Regions from separate parts of the Mus musculus genome. Here all the other regions are linked to region 2. The links are chromatin loops, found by intact Hi-C in ENCODE. Cell type or tissue: gastrocnemius. All regions are shown on one strand.

The links. Peaks named below come from ENCODE experiments on the same cell type or tissue, not always from the same donor. Only the 100,000 strongest peaks of a DNase experiment are listed, where the experiment ranks them.
Region 1: a loop joins it to region 2, with 2.7 times the contacts of the local background. A loop is called at or near these places in 5 of 42 quality-filtered maps.
Region 3: it touches region 2 in a loop (2.9-fold over the local background); 7 of 42 quality-filtered maps call a loop at or near these places.

Annotation. Positions count from the first base shown.
Region 1 is chr8:84,842,573-84,850,572 of GRCm38, forward strand. Calr (calreticulin) reads right to left here and starts at 4,359. Exons shown (of 9, transcript NM_007591.3): 1 at 4,136-4,359; 2 at 3,678-3,779; 3 at 3,290-3,493; 4 at 2,299-2,393; 5 at 2,002-2,211; 6 at 1,806-1,919; 7 at 1,493-1,636; 8 at 372-464; 9 at 1-272. The coding sequence starts at 4,226. The coding sequence ends at 75. It overlaps 1700122E12Rik (a long non-coding RNA gene), which reads left to right and starts at 4,575. Exons shown (of 3, transcript XR_106144.5): 1 at 4,575-4,748; 2 at 5,498-5,723. In gastrocnemius, CTCF peaks have their summits at 3,256 (motif pointing right) and 4,550 (motif pointing left); DNase peaks (open chromatin) are centred at 3,316 and 4,472; H3K4me3 peaks cover 3,660 bases; H3K27ac peaks cover 2,727 bases.
Region 2 is chr8:84,971,215-84,979,214 of GRCm38, forward strand. It overlaps Prdx2 (peroxiredoxin 2), which reads left to right. Exons shown (of 6, transcript NM_011563.6): 4 at 73-195; 5 at 348-478; 6 at 2,786-3,597. The coding sequence ends at 2,871. Junb (jun B proto-oncogene) reads right to left here and starts at 7,534. Exons shown (of 1, transcript NM_008416.3): 1 at 5,695-7,534. The coding sequence starts at 7,215. The coding sequence ends at 6,181. In gastrocnemius, CTCF peaks have their summits at 3,194 (motif pointing right), 4,399 (motif pointing right) and 5,285; DNase peaks (open chromatin) are centred at 2,814, 3,196, 4,401, 5,422 and 3 more places; H3K4me3 peaks cover 3,665 bases; H3K27ac peaks cover 5,925 bases.
Region 3 is chr8:85,067,648-85,075,647 of GRCm38, forward strand. Gm5741 (predicted gene 5741) reads right to left here and starts at 335. Exons shown (of 2, transcript NM_001195531.1): 1 at 155-335; 2 at 1-67. The coding sequence starts at 247. It overlaps Dhps (deoxyhypusine synthase), which reads left to right and starts at 4,110. Exons shown (of 9, transcript NM_001039514.1): 1 at 4,110-4,406; 2 at 4,805-4,969; 3 at 5,648-5,769; 4 at 5,856-5,952; 5 at 6,034-6,120; 6 at 6,565-6,670; 7 at 6,746-6,849; 8 at 7,087-7,212; 9 at 7,287-7,514. The coding sequence starts at 4,200. The coding sequence ends at 7,382. Wdr83 (WD repeat domain containing 83) reads right to left here. Exons shown (of 9, transcript NM_026399.2): 9 at 7,388-7,696. The coding sequence ends at 7,547. In gastrocnemius, a CTCF peak has its summit at 4,471 (motif pointing right); DNase peaks (open chromatin) are centred at 528, 4,075 and 4,420; H3K4me3 peaks cover 1,677 bases; H3K27ac peaks cover 1,730 bases.

The DNA of each region.
Region 1 (8,000 bases), 130 kb before region 2:
ATTATTGGGAGCAGCCAGCTCTGCGGCAGGGTGTTCAGGCCTCAGTCCAGCCCTGAAGGCAGGTGGTGTGGCCTCTACAGCTCATCCTTGGCTTGGCCAGGGGATTCTTCCTCATCTTCCTCCTTCTCATCTTCTTCGTCCTCATCTTCATCTCTGTCATCATCATCCTCTTTATCCTCAGCTTCTTCTTCCTCTTTACGCTTCTTGTCCTCTTCTTCTTCCTTAAGCCTCTGCTCCTCATCCTGCTTGTCCTTCATCTGCTTCTCTGCAGCCTGTGAGGACCAACCAACCATATCTTTTAATACCTGGCTCAAATCTGTCTGCCAGTCCTCCCAGATGACCCCTAGAGTAAACAAAGAGCTCTGACCCACCTTGGTAACACCCCACGTCTCATTGCCAAACTCCTCTGCATAGGCCTCATCATTGGTGATGAGGAAATTGTCAAAGATTGTCCCGGACTTGACCTGGGAAAGAACGGAAAGACAGGTGGTCAGCAGTGACTTCTGGCAGTCCTGGCTCTGGACAGGCCTCTATTCCCACCTTTCCTAGTCTTTGAATCCACCAAAATGTGTGGGGCAGCAGGGTGTGGTAGGACATGCCTTAGATCCCAGCTCTGAGAAGACAGACTACTTGTGGAGGTCCAAGCCAACAGGATTATAGTGAGATCATGTCCAAAAGAAAAGTGGGTGGGACAGGCAAGTATGTAAGTTGATGCACTGAGAAGGTAGGCAGAAGTAAAGAATTTTAGGCCAGTCAGTACATACCATACATACATACACCAAGACCAGCCTGCCTGGCTGGGGGTTGCGGGGTGGGGGGAGCTGTGATCCTGGGAGCATTACAGTTTAGAAGCCATGCTTCCAGAACTCACACCCTAATGACCTGGATGGACTACTGGCTTCACTTTCCACACTACTTTCTCTATAAAACAGGCATTCTGGGGCTCTCTTTTTCCAACTCATGCCAAGAACTGGCCTAGACACAAAACATCAACAACAAAAACTCGGTACCAATGTTTCTTAAAATCTTATTTGGTTATGTAGCCAGGGTGGGCAGTGAGCAGAGCTGTAACTGGGTAATCCCAGGTGATTTTGCAGGGGCACTTTGGCAAAAGACTTAGCACATGCCAAGTAGCCCTGCAGAAAAGAGAAAAGTGCTCAGTGGAGGCAGAGATAGCTCAGCAAATGAAGGCACTTGGTTGCCAAGATTTTTTTAATGACCAGAGTTGATTCCAAGGACTCACATAGTGAAGAGAACCAACTTCTCTGATAAGTTTTCCTCTGACCTCTATATAACCATACACATAAAAATGCTTTAACAATAAACCATCTTTCTTGAGTAAGAAAAAGGAGATAAAACAGGAAATGCCTCATTAGGCGGACCATTTCAGAACACCTTAGGGTTGGTGCCTCTGCCTGTTCTTCCCTCCAGATAAACCAGTATGATCCTGACTTGAGGTCTGCCAGGAACCCTTGTCTTTCCTATGTCTCACCTGCCAGAGATCTAGGCCCAGTACAGCAAAACTATCATAGGCATAGATATTTGCATCGGGGGAGTATTCAGGGTTGTCAATTTCTGGGTGTATCCAGGTACCCTTGTAATCTGGGTTGTCAATTTGACGTGGTTTCCACTCGCCCTGTAGAAGAAAACCAGATGAATAGAGAGGCAGACACATCCCACAGTACAGCCAACAACCCCGACTAGGACCCCAAGGCCTATCTTGGTTTGTTTCTGCAGTGCAACATTAATCATAGCACCCAAGGAAACATCCCACCAGGGAGCCACACCCAAACACCCAAGCCTACCTTGTATTCAGGATTTTGAATCACTGGTGGTTCCCACTCTCCATCCATCTCTTCATCCCAGTCCTCAGGCTTCTTAGCATCAGGGTCAGGGATGTGCTCTGGCTTGTCCCAGTCCTAGGAGTACACGTGGAGGTCAAAGTGGACCCAGATGTCCTCCATTCTATGACAGAGGTGGAGCTACCCTCCCAACACTAACCTCAGGCTTGGAATCTGTGGGGTCATCGATCTTGGCTCGTTCATCCCAGTCTTCCGGCTTGGCAGCATCAGGGTCCTTTATCTTCTTGGGTGGCAGAAAGTCCCAATCATCCTCCAAGGAGCCTGACTCCACCTGGCTGTTGTCAATTTTCACCTCATAGGTGTTGTCTGGCCGCACAATCAGTGTGTATAGGTGTGTGAATTCATCATCCTGAAGAGGGAAGGAGGTGAGCAGTCCCTCCCACCAGGCTGCCGGGACCTCCCATGACAGCCATTTAAATGACTACCCCAGGCACACCTTACACCGGATATCCTTGTTGATCAGCACATTCTTGCCCTTGTAGTTAAAGATGACATGAACCTTCTTGGTGCCAGGACCGCAGATGTCCGGACCTATGTAGGAAGCATATGCAGGCTGATGGCAGGCTCTATCCTTTGAGAAAGGGAGACCTAACCTCATCTATTTGTGACTATATACCATGCATACACAGGAGCCTGCAGAGGTCTGAAGTGGGCACGGGAGTCACAGGACACTGTGTGAGTGCTGGGAACTGAGCTTGTGTTCTCTGAAACCACTGAATTCTATCTCCAGCTCTTATTTTATTTTTGACAGAGGAGACTGTTACATTTAACTGAAGCTGCCTTTAAAGTTCTGATCTACTTCAGTGGTCTGAATGCTGGAATTACACATATACACAGCCATCGCTATCCAGAAATAAAAACCTGTTTTGGTTGGGGTTTGTTTGTTTTTTTGAGACAGGTTCTCTATACAAAGTCCTAACTGTTCAGGAACAGTTATACATCTGACTTCAATGCATCCATTAAAGGCATAAAAGACTACAAATCTGAAACGATTACCATTCTGGGGCCAGCAAATGGCTCAGTGGTAAATTAGGTACTTGCCACTAAGCCTGACAATCCAAATTTGATCCTAGAACCCAGATGACAAAAGAGATTTCCAAAGTTGCCCTCTGACCTTCACACTAGCACACCCTTTCATACTTGAGTACAGAAGAAATATGCACATGCTCAGATTTTTCACTGATTTTTAGACCCTGTCATTAGCATCATTTCTAAAATTATTAACACGTAGAAAATATCATACAAATGAACAATATAAGTCTTCAAGTAATATTGTACACCAACTAATAAAGTTGTCCTTCAGGACAAAAATTTTCATCATTCAAGTGCTTTCCATGGTATGAAGATCAGCATTCTGGTTACAAAGGGTTTCAGTCTGCACCCACTGTCCAACCGGCAGAGGTCAGCACTGGCTGGGGGCCCCTCACCAAACATGATGTTATATTCTGAGTCTCCATGCATGTCCTTCTGGTCCAAACCACTCGGAAACAGCTTCACGTAGCCGCCCCCACAGTCGATATTCTGCTCATGCTTCACCGTGAACTGTACCACCAGTGTCTGGCCCTTATTGCTGAAGGGTTCGAATTTGGCGGACAGTGCGTAAAATCGGGCATCTTGGCTTGTCTGCAGCCCTGTGATGAAATGGGACTGTCATCAGGTGAACCCGGAATACCCTAGACCTAGAGGGGCACGGCTGACCTCCCTTCCTTCCTCCACCTGTCCTTGGCTCCCGTGTTCCTGGGAAAAGCCCCAACAAGATGTATGTGCTGACTACAGCTTCCTCCAGGAAGTTGTCCTGCACCCACTCCCTTGTACCTTTATCCTTCTCCAGGTCCCCGTAAAATTTGCCAGAACTGAGGACAAATTTGCCAAAATCGGACTTATGTTTGGATTCGACCCAGCGGTTGGTCCAGGCATCTGAAAGGGAAGGGCATAGAGTCAGATTAGCGGGGCCGTCCGACCCCCGCCCCCATAACCAACGTCTGTCAGGAGCTACAAGCAGGTGGGGGTGGGGAAGGGGATTCCCATCCCAACCTCAAACTTGACATCTCGATGGGCTTCAGGTCCTTGGACGAATCCTAACTCTGGGGGCGGGAAACGGCTGAGCCTTCCTAGTCCCACAAGGACGCACACATGGAACCGCCCGCGGCCCTAGTCCCTCTGGGGCCACAGTGTTGGCCCTCTGAACGGTAATTACATTACACACGACGAGGCAGCCGAGGTCTCGGGGCCCAGCAGTCGCTAAGCGGCCTCGAGACGGGCCCAGACCTTACCTCCGTCCAAGAACTGCTCTTTGAAATAGATGGCAGGGTCTGCGGCGGCCAGGCCGAGGAGGCCAAGCAGGAGCGGCACCGAAAGGAGCATGGCGGGCCGAGGGGGCGGCGGCACACAGGCCTTTTAAGACGATCTTCAGGCAGCGGCTCTGCGGTATTGACGGACGCGGCCACCGCCGCTTCAATTTATATTCACCTACCTCTCACCCGAACCTGACACAGCCGCTGAGCCCGCCCCTCGGTCCTTTTGACTGGTTTAGACCTACAGCTGTCCCTTTCCATTGCTTCCCAGTTGGCTCAGCAAGTTAGGCTGTGGCTCGGAACGCTGGGATCCCAGATGGCTGATTTCTATTGGTCGCACTATGGGCCAATGAGGGTCGACCACGCGTTGTGGGGGACGCCCCCTGGTGGGGTGGGGGCCGCTAGCCCACTCAGGCACGGTCACGTGACTGAACCTCAGCCCAACCCCGCCCTTGCTGCTGAGAGTCTCTGGCTCGCTAGGAGTCGTTTAAAGAATCCGCGCGAGCGGTACCAGGTGTTAACCGTGCGGTGCGGGACCGAGACGGGTCCTTAGCTTCGGCCCTTTCCCATCCTCTCTGGTCAGAGGGAAGAAGTAAGGATTATTTGCAACTTTCACGTTCCGTCTGTCCTGCACCTAGGGAACGCCCACCGATGGCGAGCGTTTCCTATTCAGGATAAGGTCAAGGGCCAGCCAGGATCCTGAGGTTTCGCTGCATTCTGGTTCCACAGTTGTTCAGGCCATAGAGAACGTACCAGCTTTCTCCTCTCGTCCCGTAGTTCCCTGCAGCCTGTGTGACATGATACAAGTCATTTCGCCTCCCTGAAATGTCAGAAGCCAACAGGGGTGACCCTGAGCTATCTTGACAGAAATGCTTTTAAACCTTTTAGGGCTGTCCACGGTTCAAGAGCAGGAAACACAGAAGTCTCAGGGGTGTGAGTGTAAGCGTGTTTTCTTGGGTGAGAAGTAGGGGTTTTTTGATTTTTGTTTTTTTTTTTTTTCTCTTTCTCTTAAGCTGGAGAATGAAAGGAGTCACTTCTTGTGGTCTCCCACAAACGACTTGGCTTTTGCAATAAACGGCAGAAGGCAAGGGGTGCCGTTTGAGGAGGAAAAAGGACACAGATGGCTATGGTGATAGTTCTAGTGAGATAAGCAGGACCCTTGGATCTGGAGTCCTCTGACTCAAATCATGTGACTCTGCCTGCTGCCTGGAGGAGGAAGAACAGTACCTGTAGGGGATGGGGGATGGGAGGTGTTTCCAAACTGAGGAATTGGGAACCCTGAAACAAGACTATGAACTGCGCAGAAGGAATCCTTACAAAAATGGCGTGCTTCCTTTGCAGTGAGAGGAACTCAGTCAAGCAATGACACTTGAGGTCAAGAAGCTGGGTCTCCACCCTGTCCCCCAGGCAGTGTACAGAACTCAGCATTGCTGGTGAAGGTCCCACTGGAGGACACCCAAGTTCAACATGATCTTGACAGACCTGTGACTGACCTGACCCTCCCTCCAGTCCTGTGCCACTGACACATATGCTTGATGCCTTCTGCTTTGTCCTAGTACCCAAGACGGTGAGTGAAGCAGGGGTCAAAAGTTCAGTTCTCAGCTGCATAGTGAGTTTGAGGCCAGCCTGGGTTAAATGATACACTGCTTTAACACAATGAAATAAAGGACAGGAGAGATTGGTTTGGAGCACTGGCTGCTCTTCTGAATGACCCCAGTCCTATTCCCAGCACACACACATGAAGGATCAAAACCAGGTAATTTGAGTTTCAGAGGGTCTGAAGCCCTATTCTGTGGGCACCAGATGTGTAAATAGTACAGAGACATACGTGCAGGCAAAACATCTATACAAATAAAATAAAAATTAAAAGCTTTAAAAAAAAAACAAACCCTGAATGTGGTAATGCACAACTGTAAACGCAGTATACTTCAGCAGGATAGCAGGCAGGAACATGAGAATCACACTTGACCAGCTTGCTTGCAATGCAGCAGGAGAAAAGAAGAGAGACCCTGTGTCAGATAAGGTGGACGGTGAGAGCCGGTGTCCTCTGACCTCCACACTATGTTGTGATGTGTAATGCAGGTACATGCACACAAACACTATATTCTCTTTTCTTTTTTTTTAAAGATTTATTTATTTATTATATGTAAGTACACTGTAGCTGTCTTCAGACACACCAGAAGAGGGCATTGGATCCCATTACAGATAGTTGTGAGCCACCATGTGGTTGCTGGGATTTGAACTCAGGATCTTCGGGAGAGCAGTCTATGATCTTAACCACTGAGCCATCTCTCCAACCCCTCACTTTTTTTTTCTTTTTCTTTTTCTTTTTCTTTTTTTAATTAAGAAAATCAGGTAGGGCTGATGAGATGGCTCAGCAGGTAAGAGCACTGACTGCTCTTCCGAAGGTCCTGAGTTCAAATCCCAACAACCATACGGTGGCACACAACCATCTGTAATGAGATCTAACGCCCTCCTCTGGTGTGTCAGAAGACAGCTACAGTGTACTTACGTATTATAATAAATAAATCTTTGGGCCTGAGCGAGCAGGGTTGACCAGAGTGAGTGAGGCCGACCTAAGCGAGCAGAGGTCCTAAATTCAATTCCCAACAACCACATGAAGGCTCACAACCATCTGTACAGCTACAGTGCACTCATATACATAAAACAAATAAATAAATCTTTGTAAAAAAAAAAATCAGGTATGGTAGCACATCTTTAATCACAGCATTGGGAGGGCCGGGGTTCTAGTGGATCTCTGTGAGTTCCAGGTCAGCCTGGTGTACTTACTGTAGTCTAGGTCTGCCAGACTTACACAGTGAAACCGTGTCACAAGAGAAAAAAAAATCATTGGGGGAAAACAAATTTTTGAAGCTGAGAGAAAGGGGCCTAAATTGATGAAACCTGAATACATGACTTAACTATAGGGTTGGAATTAGGAAGTGCTAGAAATAATGTGTAACAGGCTCAAATCATGTTTTGGAGTGTCTCAGAACTGGGGATGTATACCTCTGTGATAGAGCCCTTGTCTAGCAAAGCGTGAGGTTTGCGTTTCATCACTATACTGGAAAAAAGTCTGAAGCATGGTCCACTGTTAGATTGTTGTTACCAAATACTGTGTGCATCTGTTGACATGGTATTGCTTCTCACAACAAACCAGGTTCCTTTACACCCGTCAGGAAGACTGAGGGACAGGAATATTAAGTTGTTTATTTAATATTTAACCAATTTAATAAGCTAAGAGTGACATAAGAGGGCTGGTGAGATGGCTCAGTGGGTAAGAGCACCCGACTGCTCTTCCGAAGGTCCCGAGTTCAAATCCCAGCAACCACATGGTGGCTCACAACCATCCGTAACGAGATCTGACTCTGTCTTCTGGAGTGTCTGAAGACAGCTACAGTGTACTTACATATAATAAATAAATAAATCTTAAAAAAAAAAAAGAGTGACATAAGTGGAGCTGGAGAGATGGTTCAGGGGTTAAGAGCATTGGCCACTCTTCAGGAGACCTGAGTTCAAGTCCCAACACCTACATGGCAGCTCACAACTGTCTGTAACTCTGGTTCCAGAGGATCTGATACCCTTACACATGCAGACAAAACACCAATGCACATAAAAGTGATCTGCGTTGTTTTTATATTTTTGAGACAAGGGTCTTACTAAATTGCCAGGACTGGCTTGGAGCTCCTGGACTCATGTCTTGCCCTTTCAAAAGTTACTCTGTTTTTACTCTACTACTACCTAGCCATCTTCCCACTTTGAGACAGGGTCTTTGATACAGATATAGACCAGGCTGGCCTGGAACTTACTGAGATCTCCCTGCTTCTGCTGGGATTAAAGATGT
Region 2 (8,000 bases):
TGGAGGCCCATGGGGGAGACTTCTACTATCCTGGGCATCCTAAGGCACCAACCATGTCTCTCTCACCTTCAGGATCAATACCCCACGGAAGGAGGGAGGCTTGGGCCCCCTGAATATCCCTCTGCTTGCTGACGTGACTAAAAGCTTGTCCCAGAATTACGGCGTGTTGAAAAATGATGAGGGCATTGCTTACAGGTACAGCAGGGACCTCAGCCCAGCTCCAGGAGCCCCCTCCTCAAAGCTAAAGGGACCACTGTGTCTGGTGGGGGTGTGTGTGGGAGTGTCCCCTTCCTGTTCTGGCAGCAGGTGGTCTCCCAGATCCTCACTGTGGGCCCTCATGTCTTCAGGGGTCTCTTTATCATCGATGCCAAGGGTGTCCTTCGCCAGATCACAGTCAATGACCTACCTGTGGGACGCTCTGTAGACGAGGCTCTCCGCCTAGTCCAGGCCTTTCAGTATACAGACGAGCATGGGGAAGGTGAGTATTCACAAATGGAAAGGCTGCCTCAGCTCTGCCCAGCATGAATGAATTGTCTGCTCCAGCATCTTTGTGGGATAAACATTAAAGTCCCATGCCAGGGCTGAAGAGATGGCTCAGCAGGTAAAAGCACTGGCTGCTCTTTCCGAGGACCGGGGCTGGATTCTTAGCATCTACATGGTGGCTCATAATCATCTATAATTCCAGTCTCGGGGAATCTGATGCTCTCTCCTGACCTCTTCCTGCACCAGGCGTGCACATGGTACACAGATAAACATGTATACAAGATGAACTGGAGAGTTGGCTCAGTGGTTAAGGGCACTTGTTCTTGCAAAAGAGCAAATTCTAGCCCTATCACCCAAGTCTATGCTCACCACATCCTGGGGTACCAAGCACACTCGGTGCACAGACACATAAAATAAAAAAAATAATAATAAAAGACAGGATCTTGGGCTGGCGAGATGGCTCAGAGGGTAAGAGCACTGACTGTTCTTCTAAAGGTCCTGAGTTCAAATCCCAGCAACCATATGGTAGCTCACAACCATCCGTAATGAGATCTGACACCCTCTTTTGGGGTGTCTGAAGACAGCTACAGTGTACTTATCTACTAATAATAAATAAACCTTAAAAAAAGAAACAGAAACCCAGGATCTTATGTCCTGATGGTAGAAGTGGTAGAATGAATAGGATATGGCATGGTGGCACACACCTTCAAAAGCAAAATATACATACATACATACAAATACATACTAATATATACATGCAAAACATATTAAAAAAATAGAGCCCCATATAGAATTCAGTTCTTTGCCTGCAGGGTGTGTCTAGGATGGGGCAGGGATTATTAGTACATGAAGGGGGAGAGTTGGGAGCTAGCAGAGCTCTACAGAAGGTATTTGAACTAGGAATGCTGGGTCATCCCAACACTTGGAAGACCGAGGAAGGAAGGCTGAGACAGGATTGAGCTAGCCTGTGATATAGAACGAGACCTTTTCTTAAATGATAACAACAAAGACAAAAAGAAAAAGAAAAGAAAACAGTGCATTAACAGGCTTATTCACAGATTTCAAGCTGGGAATTTGGCTTAGTTGGTGGAGTGATTGCCTGGTATTCACAAAGCCCTGAGTTCAGTCCCCAGGACAGCATAAAACTGGCCATGCTGGTGTATTCATGGAATGCCAGCACTTGGGATGCTAAGGAGCAAAGATCAGAGTTTAAGGGTTTAGTGAATTCAGCCTAAACTGTATGTGAGCCTACCTAAAAAAAAGTATTTGAGAAGTGTCCCAAGAGTTACTCCCATTTTTTTCACTCCCTCCACCATGTGTGTGTGTATAATTTTTTTTTTTTAAGGAAAGGGTCTCAATATATTCATGTTGGCCTGGAGCTAGCTATGTAAATCAAACTGGCCTTGAACTCAGAGAGATCTGCCTGCCTTTACCTCTCCAGTGCTGGGATTAAAGGCACAAGATGCCATCCCCCCCTCCTCCTTTAAAAAATTCTTTGTGTGAGTGTGTGTTAGTGATCAAAGCAAAGCCCCAAACACAACTACACACACTCAGTGAATACTCACTGAGCTATGCCTCCAGCCCAGTCACAGTACCTCAGCATGTGGAAGGGAAAGCTGACCATAGATGCAAAGGTTAGTAGAGTTAAGGCTAAGGGAGAGAGTGGATTGAAGGAGCGAGGCACTGTGACTCAGGCCTGTGACCTCAGCACTTAGGAGCAGGGGGTCACCAGGGTAGCTACAGAATGAGATTCCATTTTAAAATGAAAAGGGAAGATTTGGTGATACATGCCTATAGTTCCAGCATCCGGGCAGCAGAGGAAGGAAGATCAATGCATGCTTGAGGCCAACCTGATCGATACAGAGAAAATTGTAGGCCAGCCAGAGACCCATTCTTTAAAAAAGCAAAGAAAAAAGGGCTGAAGGACAAGTAGGTGTACAGTGCTTGTCTGTCTTGCACAAGATTAAGGCTTATATTTCAGTACTGCAGCATTTGGAGCTGGGCATGGTGATACTTATCAGTTAGGAGGCTGAAATAGGATCACCATGGGTTCAAGGCCAGCCTGGGCTACATAGTTAGATTTCCTCAACAACAACAAAACAAAGGACAGAAGAAACAAAATGATGGGACAGAAAAATGTCACTTCAAACTGGTCTGAACGGAGTCTTCTGTCCACATGCAACCTGTTTGGCTTTTAGCTCCCAGCCTTTTCTTGTGCTGCCTGTGCTCTCAAATGAACTGCTTGCCACTGCCCTTGGTGGTGGAGCTGAGCCTCACGTGTTCATCCTTGTGTGTTTTCTAGTCTGCCCTGCTGGCTGGAAGCCCGGCAGTGACACCATCAAGCCCAATGTGGATGACAGCAAGGAATACTTCTCCAAACACAACTGAGATGGGTAAACATGGGTGAGCCTGAAGCTTGGATTTCACCTGTGCCCCAACCTGGATGTCCTGTGCTGGCCCAGAAAATGCTAGATTTTCCTCCACTCTCTGAAGGGGCTGGAGTCTAGGCTGAGGTTTTCTCATTACCCACCTGGAATCTGGTGAATAGTGATCCTGCCCTGAGCACACCTAGCTGGGCCCAGGTCTATAGGAAACCAATAAAGTATTAGGGACAGTGTAAGTCTGTGTTGGTGTGTGTTTAGTAGTTTTAGTAGTTTACACTCTGGCTTGTGCAACTGACTCTGTAGTTATGCCTCTTCACCACAAGGTGGAGGCATTACCTCATTCACGCCATGGTCTGAGCATGGTGGGACACAGTGAGACCAAATAATTACTAGGCCTGGAGGGATTCTTTAAGAGCTCTTTATGTTTCTCCTGAAGATCCAGGTTCCATTCCTGGAGCTTACATAGTTGCTTACAACCCTCTTTAACGCCAGATCCAACACCTTCGTCTGATCCTCCAGCACCAGGCATGCACGTGAACATGGGCAGAACGTGCATAGACATGAAATAAATACTTCTGTAAAAAAAAAAAAATAGGGGTCGGCAGTTTACTTCTGGATTCTGGCTCTTAGACCAGTGTCCATATCTTACCATTAACTATATAAAATGATATGTAACAGCTGGATCTTCACTGGGTTTTTACATTGGATGGGAATAAAAACTAAAGTCAAATTGCCCTGTGAGTTCAAGTTTGCGAACCTCTAGGCTCTGACCCAATTTTTTGTCTGGTACTCTGGGCAGGAGAGTGAGACCGGTAGTGAGAGTGGCTGAGAACGGGTGCTGGTTAGGCTAGGAGGTGGATGTTTCACTGAGCTGTATGCACTTGGGTAGCTTTTCTTTCTGAGTTTCACTTTCATTTTACAAAACAAGGGTGATCTGGTCATTAGTTTTACTTTATGTTTTGACACAAGAGTCCCCACACTGTGACTCCTTCAGCCTCTGCTTATTCTGGGGTCCTGCTGTTGTTGATACCTTCTGAGTGTTGTTCATTCCCCTTGGAATTCTTTCCCCTCTTTTTATCCTCATGCTAGGGGTGGATAGAATCCATAGTCTCGTGAATGATTTGGAAGCCCTCTACCACAGAGCCCCCCACTGAGCTATCTCTTGGAACTTAATGTATTCTCAGAGCCTCTGGTTGGGCCTCCCTTGAGGTCATCCACCTTACTGTGGCTCATTCCATTTCAGGCACACTCTTAGGATTCTTCAGATGATCTTGCTTCTTTGGCTACAAGAACTATATCGAAGGGAGCACTCCTTTCCTCTGTCCCGAACCTACACTGGCAAATCTGTTGGAAAGCTGACAGTTCAGTCTGTAGATGAGCTCGCCTCCCTTATCCCAGAAGGCACTTTTTGAACATATATTCCTCTTCCTGGCTCTCATCACCATATTCAAACCATGTTTGCTTTCGTTATAACAACAAAAAAAGTGTGGTGTTTTGTGGGTGGGAGGGTGCAGTGCCTAAGGAAGCCAGAAGAGGGCATTGCATCCCCTGAAACTGAAGGGGGGTTGTGAGCTTTCTCAGGTGGGTTCAGGCGAAGCAGCATTCTTGTACGGTCTGGAAGACATACCCTTAACTGTTAAGCTATTTCTCCAGCTCTTTCTTTTTTTTCTAAGAGGTTGTGTGTGTGTGTGTGTGTGTGTGTGTGCGCGTGCGCTCTCAGGCATGTGAAGGTAAATGGTTTTTCCTCCTGGATCCAGGAATCAAACTTAGGTAACAGTGGCAAGCATCTAAGCATCTCTACCTGCCGAGCTATCTCGTCTCACTCACCCCCATCTACTTTCCTTTTTTCTGTCTGCACGGTGTCTGAGGGTTTTGTTTGTTTGAGGTCAGGTTATGTTTGTTTTGTTTTGAGAAAGGGCCTTACTATGTAGCCTAGACAGGCTTGAGGCCCGTTCCCTTCACTACTGAATTATTCCTCGGCTCCACCTGAGTGGTACGGTTTCCTTTGCGCTTGGATCTTCCAGCTTCAAGGGCACCCAGATCCCAACAGCAAGTAGCAGCTTTGAACCTCCCACCTCAGCTGCTGGAGCCGGGTTGTGGCGACGCCCAGCTGCCCAAACAACTGCCGGGACAGGACCAGACCTGGCAGTCGCCGGCTTCTGGCCTGGCACACGGGAGGGGGACACTGGCGGGCGGGCGCCGCCCTTCCTGGCAGGAGTTGCCCTGACGGCGTCTGCAACTACAGGAAGGCTGCAGTTACTCTCCGCCAGGGTCGGTCTAATGGAGGGGGCGTGGGCGCGGTGGGGCTCCGGCGCCGGTCTGTTGAAAGCCGCTCGGATGGCTCCCAGGGCTCATGAGAGCACGGCCCTCCCGCCGCGGGCGCCCTGGACCCGGGCCTGGGGCTTTCCGCGCCCAGAAAGCCGCCTGCTCGGGAAAATCCCGGCCCCCTTCCCGGCGCCGCGGCCCTGCCCGGCAGAGCGGGGGGGAGGGGATTCCCGGAATCTGCCCGGAGACCGCGCTGGCGTCACTGAGCTGAATAGGCCCATATATGGGCAGAGCTTCCGTAACGTCAGCGGGGAAAGCCCCGGCGCACTCTGCTGGGCGGGGTCATGCTTGCACATTCCGCGTTTTGTCCTGGGTAGCTTGTTCCCCGCCACTGCCCGCCTGCGCAGCGTCTGGTGCCAGGACTCAGGGGATAGGAGGTCTGGGCGTTTGTACTGAACCTTATGATACCTGAAAGGAGCGAGCTACAAACAGCACCGTGCTTGGGGTAGCCCAATCTTCTCCCTCCATCCGCCCAGCTTGGAAGAAAAAAGAGACCACAGAAATTAATAAAGACAATTTTTTTTTTACTTAAATAGATTCAATAAAAAGTCAAACACACACACACAAACACATCTTAAAATAGACTTTAGACACGAAGTGCGTGTTTCTTCTCCACAGTACTATGCAGAGGGGGAGGGCAGGGGGCGGAGGTCCCTCCCTAGTATCCCCGCAGGCTGAGTACCAAGCGGCGGGGCCAGCTCCGCCGCGACAGCCCCCTTCTCCCCTCCCTGTTAAATACACAAATATATTATATTCAATATGAATTCAGTCTCTTTGCAGAAAAAAAAAACATACAAAATACGCTGGAAGGGGGCCATGTAAACCTCGAGGTGGAAGGACTGGGCGCAGGCGGGCGGGCCGGAGTCCAGTGTGTGAGCTGCGCCCCAGGCCTTTTGGCGGGTGCCCATCGCCTGCCCCCCTCACCCCAGTGGGGGGCAGGCGCCCAGCCTTCAAGGCTGGGGGTGTCCGTATGGGGCAAGGGAGGCTCTCAGAAGGCGTGTCCCTTGACCCCTAGCAGCAACTGGCAGCCGTTGCTGACATGGGTCATGACCTTCTGCTTGAGCTGCGCCACTTGCTCCCGTAGGAGACCGGCAGCACTCGACAGCCCCGCGTTCTCAGCCTTGAGTGTCTTCACCTTGTCCTCCAGGCGCGCGATGCGCTCCAGCTTCCGCTTCCGGCACTTGGTGGCCGCCAGCCTGTTCCGCAGCCGCTTTCGCTCCACTTTGATGCGCTCCTGGTCTTCCATGTTGATGGGGGACACAGGCGGCGTGGCGTCGCGGCTGCGTGCCTCCGGTACGGTCTGCGGTTCCTCTTTAAAGGCGGAAGCGCCGCGACTCAAGCCCAGCTGTGCCGGGTGGCCGCCCGCAAAGGGTGGTGCATGTGGGAGGTAGCTGATGGTGGCCGTCGGGTATGAGCTCCCAGTCCCGACGGCGGTCCCGGAGCCTCCAGAGGGTGCAGAGGCTGGGGAGTAACTGCTGAGGTTGGTGTAGACGGGAGGCGGCTCCGGACCAGCATAGACGCCCCCTGGGCCGGCCTGGGGACCCCCGCTGGCGCCCAGGGACACGTTGGGGGGCGTCACGTGGTTCATCTTGTGCAGGTCGTCCAGGGCTTTGACAAAACCGTCCGCAAAGCCCTCCTGCTCCTCGGTGACGCCGCCCCCTGTACCTCCACCGCTGCCACCCCCACGGGGGTAAAAGTACTGTCCCGGAGGCGTGGGCGTCGTCGTGATCACGCCGTTGCTGTTGGGGACGATCAAGCGCTCCAGTTCCGTGGAGGCTAGCTTCAGAGATGCGCCTGTGTCTGATCCCTGACCCGAAAAGTAGCTGCCTGCCCCACTGCCCTCCGGGCCTGGACCCCGCGCCCCAGGACCCTTGAGACCCCGATAGGGATCCGCCAGGTTGAGCGCCAAGGTGGGTTTCAGGAGTTTGTAGTCGTGTAGAGACAGGCTGCCAGGGCTCCGACCGTATCCCGCCGCTGCGTAAGAGTCGTCGTGATAGAAAGGCTGTTCCATTTTCGTGCACATCCGGGCGGCCTGGGCGATCTGGGAAAGGTCCCCCTGAAGGGCCGCCCCGGGCCTCGCTGCGGCGAGCGGCGAGCTGTCCTCGGCTGTGGCAGGACCCGGTGTCCGGTCGCGCGTCCTCGGGAGCTGGAGACGGTCAGCAGCGGCCAGTTGGCAGCTGTGCGTAAAGGCGCTGCTGGGCTTCCGGAGATTTTCTCTCCCTCCGTGGTGCGCCTGCTTTCTCGGCGTCGCTTCCCTCAGTTCCCCGCTCCCAGCAGGATCCTACGCTGGCCTGGCCACCCTCAAAGTCCCCAGTGCTCGGCCCCAGCCCCAAGCTTTTATACTGAATTTGTCAGCTGCGGAAGTGCACTCCGATTGGCCGACGCGGGAGCCAGGCCCCCGCGGCCCCCTCCTAGAGCGTGGGGAAGGGGAGGAGGCGGCTCGCGTCACTGTCAGGAAGCGCGTGTCCTTGTAAACAGCGGCCACGAGCCGGGTGGCTCTGCGCGGCTGCAGGGGGAGGGGCTGTGGAGACAGAGACACACAAGCAAAGGGATGTTGAGGGGCCGAGGCACATAGGGGCTAGAACTGCGGGAGTACAGCCAGGTGCTTATGAGATACACTGCAAGTGGAGATTGGATACCTTAGGATATCCCCGGAAAAGTCTCGTGGGACCCAGGGTAGCTGTGGCTTGTGAACTGACAATACAGTAGAAGACCCCAGAAAACAGAGAAGATACAAAACAGGGGCAATTGTTAACATTTGGCCTAGGAATTAACCAGAGGTCCCGGGTACAAAGTGCTTAAAGAACT
Region 3 (8,000 bases), 96 kb after region 2:
CAAGGAAGGGGTCGCTCTTGGCCTGTTCAGTGCAGAACTGCAGCAGATCTGTAGCTGCCTTGGATACCTGCAGACCCCATCATGTCAGCCACATCTGGGTATCCACCTCCTCCCTACACAGCTGTGCCCACCCCCAGGCTGTCCCAACCCTCACCTTTATGCGGTTGATGCCTGCTTCCATCCGCAGTTGCTCCACTGCCCGACGGGCCTGTCCGATGTCACTGCCAGTGGCCACCTTGCTAGACATCTGGGAGAAGGTGCGCAGGGCCGTGCAAGCCTGAGACTCCAAGCTTTTGCAGCTCCTTTTAGGTCCTGAAGACGCCTGAACACGCTTGGCTGCCTGCTCCAGCCTCACCTACCCTACTCTGGCTCTCTCCCCAATACTGACCTGGCTTCTTCAACCCCCTTCCCAGACCCTGCAGAGACTTTGAAGCCAGGACCCAGTGAAATGTCACCAGTAACAACAGTGGCAGCTGCTGTGACAGAAGGGGTCTGTTCCCCAGGAGGCCCAGTGGCTGCTTTGGTGTCACCTGTTTCTTGGCTCCCCTGGGGGACTTGGCTGCATGCCTGGGGGATGTGGGACTCTGACTTGCTGGATATCTGTGGATTGTCCCCAGCAGACCTTTCTCTCTGCTCCTTCTGCCCCCTAAGGCTATAAGTAGCCTGGCTCAGCTCTTCTCTGAACTCCAAACTGTCTTTTTAATAACTCTCTTCCACTTCATTTTAAAATTCTAATGGGGCTCTGAGATGGTCTCATAGCCCACGCTGACCTCGCCATCCTGTTCAAGTCACTCTTGCGTCTCGTCCGTCTTACCACGTTCACTCCCAGACCTGCATCCAGCACCAGCATCCATCTCGAAGGCCTTCATCCCTCAGACACCTCCTTCTCTGCCTCATGGACCCTCATGTCAACCTTTAAGTGAAATTCTCAGGCTGCTTCCTGCTGCTCTTCCTGCTCATGCCACCTGCCTTTCTCCCTAGCCCAGCCCCACTGGTCTGAACCAGTACAGTACTGGGTCCTTGCCAGCTATCCTATGCCTTGCTTCATTCCTGGCTGTTTTGGATATGGTGGTGTCCACCTGTGATCCTGTCACTGTGAGGGATGACCTGGGCTACATAAAGCTCTATGTCAAACAGAACAAGAAGCAATCTGGGGTGGGAGGTGGAGTGGTTGGCATTATGTATATGCAAAGCTACTCCAGAAGCAGAGCTGGAAAGATTGTCTGCTGGGAGCCAGGATTTAGAGAGCAGCCTGGGCCACACAGGGACCCTGTCAAGAAAATGAAGAGAATGTCCCCTTGTTTTGAGGCCTCTTACAGTAAACTCATCCTCTGCAGAGTCTACCAGATTACCTCTTGGAATTTCCTGTTATTTACGTGATCAACACCATTATTACCCAGACAGGGGCTATATCATTTAGACTAAACTTTGACTCCTGGGCTAAGATGGCACTGACTCATCCCCTTGAGTAGCCAGCCTGGGATTCGCATCACACCTAGCCTGCTTATCATCCTTCCCCTTTGTCCCTTAAGGGTTATCCTGACACTGTTCATCTGTTCATTCATTTGTTCATTCTTTCTTTTACCAGGGTATTAGCCTGGCTGAACTGCTCCAACAAAGCCACAGAGTGAATTGTATAAACCCTGGGAATTGTTGCCTGGGTGGCTGGAAATCTGACATCAAGGTGCTGGTGTTGATTTCTCTAAAGAGGATTGCTTCAGCAACGTCTTTTACAATTTTTATCTTAAGTTGGGGGCAGTGGTGGCACAGATCCCAGCACTCGGGAGGCAGAGGCAGGTGAATTTCTGAGTTCGAGGCCAGCCTGGTCTACAGAGTGAGTTCCAGGACAGCCAGGGCTACACAGAGAAACCCAGTCTTGAAAAACCAAAACCAAAAAAAAAAAAAAAAAAACAAAAAAACAAAAAAACCCAAAACAAACAAACGCATAATTTTTTATTTTAAAATTGCATTCATTATCTCAGCCCTCAGGAGGTAGAGGCAGGTTGATCTCTGTGAGTTGAGGCTGCCAGGTCTACATAATAAATTCCAGGCCAGTCAGTTCCATGGTGAGACTGTCTCAAAAAAAAAAAAATTATTGTGTGCGTTGAGGGTAAGGTAGTTGCATGTGAAACCGGTCAGAGGCTAACATTCTGAGAACCTGTTCTACCACGGTGGCCTTGGGATTGAACTCAGGTATCCAGGCCTCCTGACAAAAGGCTTTACCCAATAAGTCATGTCTTACCAGCCTAGAGACCAAGTTCTTGCTATGTCCCTACCTGCTCTTCCCTCTGCTTGCTGATCATGGTGACTCTGAGCATAACAGCCATTACTATATGTATATGTATTTTAAAAAAAGATTTATTATTTATATGAGTACACTGTAGCTGTCTTCAGATACAGCAGTAGAGGGCGTCAGATGTCATTACAGATGGTTGTAAGCTACCATGTGGTTGCTGGGATTTGAACTCAGGACCTTCCTAAGAATATTCAGTGCTGTGCCGGGCGTGGTGGTGCACACCTTTAATCCCAGCACTTGGGAGGCAGAGGCAGGCGGATCTCTGAGCTCGAGGCCAGCCTGGTCTACAGAGTGAGTTCCAGGACAGCCAGGGCTATACAGAGAAATCCTGTCTCAAAAAACCAAAAAAAGAATAGTCAGTGCTCTTAACAGCTGAGCCATCTCTCTAGCCCCCCCGCCATCACTATCTTAGTCAGAGTAGCCATAGCTACCTTCATTCAACTTTTTCCCTAGAGGAGGAGGAGGAGGTGATAAGTATCATGGATTCAAGTCACTTTGCCCTCCCGGATGTATGCAGACCTCCCTCCAGGTAGTGGTACTGGGCACTGATGGCAGATATTGGTTAAATGAAGGGGATCGTTGGAAAAATAGTGTCTCTGAAGTCTTTATGTAATAGGAATTTTCTGGGTCTTCTGGTCTTGGCAGTTTTCACCAATCACCTTTTCCTTCAGCTCAGGTTACCAACTCCTCCTCCTCCTCTTCAGAGAGAGAGAGAGAGAGATTGATTGATTGATTGTAGGCCAGAGGACAACCTCATATGTCACTCTCAGAAGACATTCACCTGGTCCTCAAGCCTGTGTTATGACCTTGTGCATGCATGGCCTGCTGTGGCGGTCAGAAGAGAATGTATGGGAATCCAGACTCTTCTTCTATCGTAAGCCTTTGGCTACTGAGTCATTCTGCAGGCCCCATCCCAAGGATCTGCCTGTCTCTGCTTCCCCAGAGCTGGAATTACTGGTATTGTCAACCCCCAAGCCCCTTGAGTTCTGGTAATTGAACGCACATATACAATCCACACTCTTGCTTTTTCAAAAAGCAAGGACCATACTAACATCTATTTCCCTAGCCACACAGGTCCCTTTTGTTAAGACAGGGTCCTGCTCTCTATCGTTCAGCCTGGCCTGGAACTCGAGATTCTTCTGCCTCGACCTCTGGATTGCAGTGTGTCCCAAGCCTGGTTTAATCACTAAACCATTTTCTGTTTCATCATACTATGGTCACCGGGAGGTCAGAGGTCTTGTCCATTGCTAAATCTCAGCTTCCAGCAGAGAGCACTATTTCTAGTCTAGACTACACAAACCAGAAGAAGGGGTGCCCCTGTCCTAGGCTCAGTGTATCATTAAGAGGATGCATGATAGATTCTCAGCAAGCTTCTCGTGGTAAATAGATGGCAGTCATCCCTGCCTCCCCAGAGGCCCATGATCCAGTTAAAATTGAGCTATGGCTGGAGGGGGAAAAGAGGAGGCAACAAAGTTTGTGGAGACTGGAAGAAGCATCAAAAGAAAACACTATTCCATTTGACAAAAGGCTGCAACTCTTTTTTTTTTTTTTTTTTGCCTGATGCCCTAAGTCGTGTTCAAGGACACCGTCCAAGAAACAATCACTTCGCTCATGGGGGACAAGAATATTTGGACAGAGAGACAGCTTGCAAACTAGGCACTTCCCTATGCTTGAAGCTCAGTAACAGCTCCTGGACCACATGTACGGAACACAGGGATAAAATGGCGGCTACCAGGACGGCGGGCGCTGCCCAAGGTCACGAGACCAAGTGACTTCCGGTTTCGTCGCCCCACGCCCCCAAGGCTCTCGAGTCGCACTTCCTGGGCTCCGGCCGACCTCGCTGAGGGATTTTGCGGGTCTCAGGGCGCCGAGGCTGCTGAGACCTGAGAGCGGCCGCGAGCACATGGAAGGGACCCCGCCAGGGGCGGCGCCCTCCTCGGCGCTGGCCGCCGTGCTCAAGCACAGCTCAGCGTTGCCGCCCGAGAGCGCCCAGGTCCAAGGCTACGACTTCAACCGCGGCGTAGATTACCATGCGCTTCTGGACGCCTACCGCACCACCGGCTTCCAGGCTACCAACTTCGGGCGCGCGGTGCAGCAAGTCAACGCCATGGTGAGGCGCGGGGCCACCCGGGCGGGATGCCGGGCCGCTGCGCGCGGATTTCCGCGTGAGCGTCCGGGAGAGGGCGGAGTCCGGGTAAACTAGAGTTCTGCGATGGGTGGAGCTTGGAGTTAAAAATCCAAAAGGGCTTTGTAGGAGGAGCTTAACGCTAGGGGAGCCCGGGGTTCGATTTTCCCGGTGGAAGGAGACTTGAAGATACTGGGTGGTTCTCAAACCATCAAGTGACAGACCTGGACCTGGAATGGGAGGGTTAGGGTCTGCCCAGGGGTTGTGCTTTGGTTTTGTAGTAGTCTCCCTGAGTGCAATCAACCTCTGGAATCCAGGCCAGGTAGGGTACCTCAACTGAGGTTTGGAGTCTTAGTGCAACTTTCCTGTGCCCTTATGACCAGATTGAGAAAAAACTGGAGCCACTGGCTGTAGATGAAGATCATCACGCAGACCTGACTCAGAGCCGCCGCCCACTTACAGGCTGCACCATTTTCTTGGGCTATACTTCCAACCTCATCAGTTCAGGCATCCGGGAGACCATTCGATACCTCGTGCAGCACAACATGGTGGGTCCACGTTAGCTCTGGAACCCCAGCCTCCTTGGGCCAGTAGGAAAAAAAAAAAAAGGGTTATTTTTCAGTTAAGAGAAATGAAGAGGCTCAGAGATTATTTGCGGTCCTGTGAAAGATTTGGGTTTGCTTTTTAACAACCACATGGTGACTCAGAACCGTCTGTAATGGGATCTTTTGATGCCATTACAGATCTGGTGTGTCTGAAGAGAGGGACAGTGTATTCACATATATTAAATACATCTTTTAGTCTTTTTTGTTTTTGTTTTGTTTGAGACAGGGTTTCTCTGTATAGCCCTGGCTGTCCATCCTGGAACTCACTCTGTAGACCAGGCTGGCCTTGAACTCAGAAATTCTGCCTGCCTCTACCTCCCAAGTGCTGGGATTAAAGGCATGCACCACCACCGCCCAAAATAGATTAAAAAAAAAAAAGGGTGTGAGGAGATGGAGTATTGTTCTTTGACATCCCGGCAGTCCTCATGCCTCAGCCTCCTTTCCGAGTGCTGGGATCGCAAGACCGTGCCACTTTTTCTGGCTGTGGGTCTGCTTCAGGCAGAGGGAGGCCTGGCCTGGAGTTGGTTTTGTTGTAGCGCTCATGCTTAGGTCTGGATGAGCTCACCCAGGTTAGGTTGCTGCTTAGAAGGGGGGGTCAGTGTTGCCTGCGACCGACCACAGGTGGATGTATTGGTGACCACTGCTGGAGGTGTGGAAGAAGATCTCATCAAATGCCTGGCGCCCACATACCTTGGCGAGTTCAGCCTCAGGGGGAAGGAGCTCCGGGAGAGTGGGATCAACAGGTGAGGGAGGCTTTGAGTAGTGGTCGGGGCGGGGAAGCTGGGCAGAGGATCCCCGTGACCCATGCCCGCATGGCTCCCATTTCCAGGATTGGAAACCTGCTGGTGCCGAATGACAATTACTGCAAGTTTGAGGACTGGCTCATGCCCATTCTGGACCAGATGGTGCTGGAGCAGAACACAGAGGTGGGGCTGGAAGGGCTCGGGGACCTGCATAGTAAGAGTCAGAAGACATATGAGCTAATACGATATTCTCTCCCATGATAGGGTGTGAAGTGGACACCTTCCAAGATGATCTCCCGGCTTGGGAAGGAGATCAACAACCCAGACTCTGTGTATTATTGGGCCCATAAGGTGGGTTGGGTGGGGACGGTATTCCCAGGCTTTGGCTTGTACTGACTTTGTCTTTGTAGCTACCTGAGCGTCTCTATAATTATTCTTGGTCTCCCCAAATTAGACGAGGTGTATCACTTGATGGCAAGGTTCTCCTAGTTATGCCCCTACACTCCCGGGATTTAGTGTAGTACCCTAGAAGTCAGTGGGGCCTGACCCAGGGTACTGTGCACCCAGGGACAGTGCAGCACAAGAGTCTGGAAGTGACAAGCCAGTGCTCAGTGTGCCAGCACCTTCAAGCCATGTGTGGTTTTCCTCACTCTGCCTCCACATGTAGAACAGAGGGGTCATGTCCAGCAGAGAAATTGAGTGGCCTACACAGGTTGGGAGGGACGCCACTGGGTTGGGGGTCAGGGTTTTCCTGGGGTGTGAGCTGTAGCTGCTGACTGGTCTTGTCTCCACCAGAACCACATCCCTGTGCTGAGTCCAGCACTCACAGATGGCTCACTGGGTGACATGATCTTCTTCCATTCCTATAAAAACCCAGGCTTGGTCCTGGACATTGTTGAAGGTGAGGTGCTAAGGCCCGGGGAGGAGGGGGAGGAAAGCCCGCCGAGGTCAAGGCCTGACCTCTGCCCTCTCACAGACCTGCGACTCATCAACACGCAGGCCATTTTCGCCAAGCGCTCTGGGATGATCATCCTGGGTGGAGGTGTGGTCAAGCACCACATTGCCAACGCTAACCTCATGGTGAGTGCAGTGGCCTGTGACCGTCCCCACTGTGTTATATGGTGGCTGTGGGGTGAAGGGGAATGGATCGGAGGCATGGAATAGTGCTGTAGTGGGAGCAGAGGTAGGTGTGGTCTCCTGCGGATGGTTTGTGGCAGCCTCAGGCACTGATGGGCCCTTCCTAAAAGCTCTCTAGGCCTTCCTCTGCATCATACCCAGCCTTCTACGGCTTCTGACGAGGGCTTCCTCTACCCACAGAGGAATGGAGCAGACTACGCTGTTTATATCAACACAGCCCAGGAGTTTGATGGCTCAGACTCCGGAGCCCGGCCAGATGAGGCTGTCTCTTGGGGCAAGATCCGGATGGACGCACAGCCAGTAAAGGTAGATGGTGGCAGGGCAGGGTGCAGGGTCCGTGGGCTGCCCATGGCTCCAGGGCTCACTGAGGTCTTCTGCAGGTCTATGCTGATGCTTCTCTGGTTTTCCCCTTGCTGGTGGCTGAGACATTCGCCCAAAAGGCAGATGCCTTCAGAGCTGAGAAGAATGAAGACTAAGAAGATTGGTAAAGACTGAGGCTTTTTGCCACACCTTTATTTATTACTTTACATGCCAGCCCCTCCCTAGGCCCACTCCTTGGTCAGCAGCATCTCTAGAATAAATGGCCCTTTGGTTGGGTTTTCTGAGTCAGTCTGCATCCTTGGTGTCAGGTCCGTAAGCCTCAGCCTGCTCCACCCTCTGCCTCATAGGTCTCTTCTCGCCAGTACTGGATGCTGCCTCCCATGGCAGTCAGTAGGCAGGGTTCCGTGGGATGGTAAGCCAGTGACTGTACCACATTAGAACCCACAGGCAGGGCCAGTGCCAAGGCACCCTAAGGAATGAGTGGTGGGGAACTATTACTATCAGTCGGTCTCCTTGAGATCTTGCCTGAAGTCCTCAGTCAGCTTGTCCCTGACTTTCTGTTGGTACTGAGAATGCTAGGCAAACCCTGCCACTGAGCCACACCCTTGGCCTAGAGACTGCTAGCCTTGGGTATAGAAAGCACCTAGCTCAGCCTTCCTTGTGACCCACCTGGAACCAGCTACAGCCACCACCTTCTCCAAGTCCTTTAGCATATGCTATTCCCCTTGCTTCAAATATCTTTCCTGCTTTCCCCTCATCCATCCTTCATATTT